2 separate regions of the Mus musculus genome follow, and region 1 is linked to region 2. The links are chromatin loops, found by intact Hi-C in ENCODE. Cell type or tissue: left cerebral cortex. All regions are shown on one strand. Each heading gives the region's core, and the rest is flanking DNA. Links, peaks and the distances in the headings are about the cores only.

Region 1 (2,913 bases), core at 213-2,712, 50 kb before region 2:
GAGAAAGCAAACCAAGATATCTTTATCTTTTTCTAAGTTACATTGATTATCCAGTGGAGGCCTGTCCTACTGCTACATAGCATGTTCCTTTGAGATAAAATGTCCATCTTGGAAGAAAGTTGATTAAGATGTAGGATGTTGGGCTGGTGAGATGGCTCAGTGGGTAAGAGCACCCGACTGCTCTTCCGAAGGTCCAAAGTTCAAATCCCAGCAACCACATGGTGGCTCACAACCACCCGTAATGAGATCTGATGCCCTCTTCTGGAGTGTCTGAAGACAGCTACAGTGTACTTACATATAATAAATAAATAATAAGTAAATAAATCTTTAAAAAAAAAAAAAGATGTAGGATGTTAAAAGGGAGATGACATAATAAGATGTCTTAAGACAGTGGTTTTCAACCTTTCTAATGTTGTGACTCTTTAAAATAGTTCCTCAAGTTGTGGTGACCTCTAACCATAAAATTACTTTTGTTGCTACTTCAATAACTATAATTTTGCTACTGTTAAGAATTGTAATGTAGGGCTGGTGAGATGGCTCAGTGGGTAAGAGCACCCGACTGCTCTTCCGAAAGTCCAGAGTTCAAATCCCAGCAACCACATGGTGGCTCACAACCATCCGTAACGAGATCTGACGCCCTCTTCTGGAGTGTCTGAAGATAGCTACAATGTACTTCCATATAATAAATAAAAAAAAAAAAAAAAAAAAAAAAAAAAAGAATTGTAATGTAAGACGGGCAGTGGTGGCGCATGCCTTTAATCCCAGTACTTGGGAGGTAGAGGTAGGCAGATTTCTGAGCTCGAGGCCAGCCTGGTCTACAGAGTGAGTTCCAGGACAGCCAGAGCTACACAGAGAAACCCTGTCTCAAAAAACCAAAACAAAAGAATTGTAATGTAAATATTTTTGGAGTTAGAGGTGTGTCAAAGGGGGTCACAACCCACAGGTTGAGAGCCAATGTTTTAAGGGGGTGAAACATTCCATCCTTCAGGGAAGCTCATTAAGCACAGGAAATAAGCAACTTCAGTAGTTCAGGAAGTCTCTGAAACCGACCAGATATACTAGATCCCTACCTTCCCAAGCATATATAACCTATAGTGGCTGTTGAGAGATGCTCTTAGACCACCAGCACAACTTCCCAGAAGAGGCTCAGGCTACCTGAGATGCCTGAAAGAGTTTCCTGTCTGTTGAGTTGCCCACAGTTCATGCAGTGAGCTCCAGCTTTCATAAGTTGTCTGTCACCCATGATGGTGTGGGCTTTTGCTGATGCAGCTGTCTCTGAATCATTTCTGTTCCTATAAGTTCCCCCTCTCTCTATCCATTCATTGTCTTAGATTTTCTACTTGTGATAAAACACAAAGATCAAAAGCAATATTGGGAGAAAAGAGCTCCTCACAATTATTACCAGTAGTTTTGTTTTGTTGTTTCATATTTTAAGCACCATTGGAGAGTTGGGGGAGAGTCTACAGTTTGTTAAAGTTGTGGTCAAATTGAAGTTGGAAAACACAGGTCTTGGAGTTAGTATGCAGTTCATCCCCCTGAAGGATGAAAGGAGGCCATTAAGATGCGGCTCAGCTGGGACTCTCTGGCAAGGAATGAACTGGGAGCTGAACGATGGACTGCACGCAGACCATTCTAATAGCTAATCCTCTTTGTAACGGTCCATTTACATGTTAGAAGATCTACAAAGCAGGAAGCATAGAAATGGGCTTTGAATTCTCTTCCTTAGATTTCATTTCCAATTAATCTTTCTGAGACAAGGACTGCAATCGCCACAAACTGTTCTGAGGCTTTCAAGAGAAGGCTTTGCTCCTCGGGACAAGATGTTAACATATTACGGAGGAAGAAAACAACTTAGTGTTTGGCCGGATAATGTTTCCTTTCAAATATGGAAACTTTTTATTATTAAAACGGTCTTTTAATAATAAAAAGTATAGAAATTTTACTTGAAGTAGACACTTGGCAGCTTCTTTAGGGTTTCAGGACTGGAGACGGCTGCCTGGGATATTTTGAGGATGAGGGATCTGAGGACCAGAGATGATAAGCAGTTCTCAGGAGCTGGCTCTTCAGCTTAGTGGTAAAACTGGGATTCAAACTCGGCCTCCCCAGCCCTGGCCCACACCTTCTGCTACCCAGCCTAGATTTTTCTTGATTATGACAAAACTGGGTGGCATCCTAAGCCTGATAAATACCTTGGAATTTTCAGACACTGCCTGTGATTTGTAAGTGGGAAGCTATTGTGTTCTAAGCAAACCACTTGCCCTGAGAAGATGAACTGCTGGTGGTCCTGAGCAAGGGGCTGGTGGATGTGGTCTCCAAGGCAACACGAGTGTGACACCTTGTTTCCTGCCCACATAGCCTTTCCTCCCTCACTTAGCTCTGAACCAAAACCCTCTTTATTATATCCATTTCTCCATCACACTGTGGTTAACAGGAAGCCTTGTCACAGTTTCTTTAACTTTATGTGGGATCACAGACATATTTTAGAATATGGTGAAATAGAAGGCTTTTCTCCTAAAAGATAATCATGTACAGTTATACCATCTTAAGTCCTTCAAATCTCATGTTTTTACTAGACTGAAGGACTCCCATTTTTAATTGCCTCACCCCATTAACTGGCCAGTCTCAGCCAGCAGAGACCAGTGGGAAAGGAATGAAGGTTCCGTGGGAGAAAAAAGAACCTCAGAGGAGTTTCCCCAAGGGGTGAGAAGCCAAGACAGAGAGTCTCAGAGCCACAAGGGGGAAGGGGAGTAGGAGACGAGGGAGAGGGTGAGAGAGATTCTCAGGACAGTTTGGAGAGCAGCCAAATACAAAACTTTGCAACTTCATCACCTTGTCTAGAATTGGCTGTAGTTGTGAATTCCAAGCTTTCCTAACTTACTTAACCAGCCTCTAATTATTCCAAAGTCACACACC
Region 2 (2,913 bases), core at 99-2,598:
ATTATTTTTTGTCTTGTTTTAATTTGTGTGTGAGTGTGTGTGTGGGGGGGGGGCGCGGGGGTTGTTATGTTTTGGTTTTTAAAGAGAGAGGGAGGGAATATAATCACAACATATTGTATGAAAATTTTAATTATAACAAAAAAGCATGTGTGTTGGAACTGTGAGCAACTTAGGTGCCACTTCATTGAATACACTCAGTTATGTAGAAGGTGAAACCAAGGAGCAGAAGTATTAGTGCTTCACTTAAGCTACATCATCAAGATGTGATGAAACTTTTCAACTCATAGGCCCAGACTCTTCTGTGCTACTGACTGCACCAGTCATTCTCAGGGGCTCAGGAGAATATGAAGTTATTAGTCCAAACTACTAAAGAAGATGGAGCAATCTCAGGAGAGGCGTAAAGGATTCAAGTATGGAGCAGGAAGGGGCAGACAAGGCTCAGACTAGTTCTAGATCAATGCCAGAGCTTTGAAAGCATAACTACTTAGCTGGATGTAGACATGTGCCCGTACTGAGCACCCAGTAGGCCTGCACCAAGCAGTACACACAGCGTTGTGCAAGCACTAGTCATTTTTCTCCTAAAATCTCTGGAAGAGGTCAGACTTCCATAAAATGTATAATTTATAACTTTTTCTTTTTCTTTTCTTCTTCTTCTTCTTCTTTTTTTTTTAAAGAAAGTAACTTGGAGGCTGGAGAGATGTCTTGGCAGTTTAGACCACACCATATTCTTGCAGAAGATCCTCGTTCAACTCCTATGCCTGTGCCAGTGGGCTCATGGCACCCGTGACTCCAGTTCCACAAGAGTTGATCCCTCCTCAATCCCTCTGGCCTCTGAGGATGCTTCCACTCTCATGCTCATACCCACGTGCAGATATACACAATTAAAAATGAAAAATAAAAACAAAACCTTTCTAAATGTCATTTAAAAGTACTCTTATACCGATTTCGTCTCGTTCTGGGTCTTTGTTCCAAAAAAAAAAAAAAAAACCAGCAAGAAGAAGGGAAACAAAACTATGCCACGATTTGTTAATTGAAAGGATCAGAGCCAACAGTGTTCCTTATGTTAATAGCCCAAGACAATAACATGCATTTCCCATGTTAGAAAAAAATTAAACAAAACAAACAAAATAAACAAACTCTCTTTAACTCCTAATGCTCTATGGAAACTTGAACTCTGAAAGTCTAGCAAACAGCCAGTTTGAGTCCCAGGCCCCTCTGGTGACACTGGAGAGTTCTTTCAGTATTGGTGGATCCACAGATTGTCATCCACCAGTGTTGTCATTCTTTGAAGGGATGACTTTGTCAGAGGGTATCTGATAGGGAACTGGCTCTCCACAAGAAACAAAATCCAATTATGAGCCTGGGTGCTGAGAACTAAAGAGAGGGGAGGAGAGAGAGAGAGAGAGAGAGAGAGAGAGAGAGAGAGAGAGAGAGAGAGAGAGAGAGAGAGAGAGAGAGAGAGAGAGAGCGGAGGGGAGGAGAGGAGAGGAGGGGAGAGGAGGGGAGGGGAGAGGAGGGGAGGGGAGGGGAGGGGAGGGGAGGGGAGGGGAGGGGAGAGGAGGGGAGAGGGAGGCAGACTGCCAAGAAGTGGAACCAGGAATGGGAGGGCCAGGAACTGCGATTAGGGTTGGAATCCAAAAACCGATTGGAACACGTTTTGCTTTGGTACAATGAGAGGATGGCAGAGCAATTAGTGAGGCTGGTACCAGCACTTTAGGGGCCACAAGGTGGCCTTTAGGTGCTGCCTGGCCTCCTGAATCATGGAGGAGGAGTCAGAACTCTGCTCCCTAACTCTCTCAATCCACAGATTCCTGTGCCCTTAGTAGATTTCCAAACCCATGAATGTAGGGCCAAGGGTACATTTCAGGCCCCGTGCAGCTCTCTCTGGGCTGTTACTTCCTTTGAGTCTGTAGTTCTTGTTTCACTGGAGTGGAGCCTCTGCTCCCAGTCTGAAGGGCACTGTTAAGTCCAATTCACTTTCAATGGCTCATTTAGTTCAGTGGGGGTTTGAATTTTTAGAAGGGTTTCCCTTTTAAATACCCCCCTCCACTTAAAAAAAAAGGGTCATAAGGAGCTTTAAGATGCCACGCATGAAAAGCCCCAGATAAACGCAGCTTGTACTAGATTGTAAAATACTGTATTGTTCTGACCTTAATTCCTTGTGTGAGACTGGAATAGCCAATTTCCTCATTGAGGCAGAAGCTGAATGCCAACAGGCAGAGGCTCTGGTGGGGACGGGAATCCCAGGAGCCAGGCCTGCAAACACTCCAGAGTATTTATGGGGAAGTCGGAGAGCCCTGTGAGAAGTTCTTCTTTGGCTATAAATTATTTCTCCTGACCTTCACATTAAGGTAACATACACTTTTGTTGAAGAAACACATCTCTACACTGAAGAGACATTTGGAGTGTGAGGTGACTTGCTGTCTGGGGTCATTCAGAGTCATGAGTCACATAAAGGCTCTCCCCTTCAATCCTGCTTAGACAACCCACCTGGTCTTGCATGTGGTCACCTTCCCTGAGATAAGGGCTCCTCCTGCTTTCCATTAGGGATACCATTGTGGCCTAAAGTGCCTTTCTCTTCTCTCTTCATATCAGGTCAAGGAATTTCCCAGTCACACGTCAGCAGGACCAGTATGCTTCATGCTCTTGGTACTGGTCTCTGCTTTTTGTCTCTGCCTGATACCTCCTAAAGCCATTGTCTTCTTCACCACCAGCTCACACCTCTTTGCTGTCAACCTCCAGCCTTCACAGACTCTCCTTACTTTTGGCTCAGGCTCCCCGGTCTGTGTTCTGTGTTTTAATCAGAATCACAGATATGTGCTGCAAACTCCTTTTGGACTTCAGTGTGGTGTCAAGATTAGCTTGGAAAGCCCTGAAAAGCCAATCTGTGCTCATAGATTTGATCTGTCTTTA

What was found. Hi-C counts contacts between places; a loop is a spot of excess contacts. Peaks named below come from ENCODE experiments on the same cell type or tissue, not always from the same donor. Only the 100,000 strongest peaks of a DNase experiment are listed, where the experiment ranks them.
Region 1: a loop joins it to region 2, with 2.1 times the contacts of the local background. A loop is called at or near these places in 2 of 42 quality-filtered maps.

What each region holds. Positions count from the first base shown.
Region 1 is chr15:8,813,864-8,816,776 of GRCm38, forward strand. All of the region lies in intron 3 of Gm31340 (a long non-coding RNA gene), which reads left to right. Among named protein-coding and RNA genes, the nearest start is that of Gm31340, 100 kb to the left of the region's middle. In left cerebral cortex, for the core only: no CTCF peak of the experiment used is centred there; DNase peaks (open chromatin) are centred at 1,653 and 2,044; H3K27ac peaks cover 1,445 bases.
Region 2 is chr15:8,863,605-8,866,517 of GRCm38, forward strand. Gm31340 (a long non-coding RNA gene) reads left to right here. Exons shown (of 5, transcript XR_383822.2): 5 at 675-879. Among named protein-coding and RNA genes, the nearest start is that of Ranbp3l, 100 kb to the right of the region's middle. In left cerebral cortex, for the core only: no CTCF peak of the experiment used is centred there; DNase peaks (open chromatin) are centred at 1,658 and 2,007; H3K27ac peaks cover 758 bases.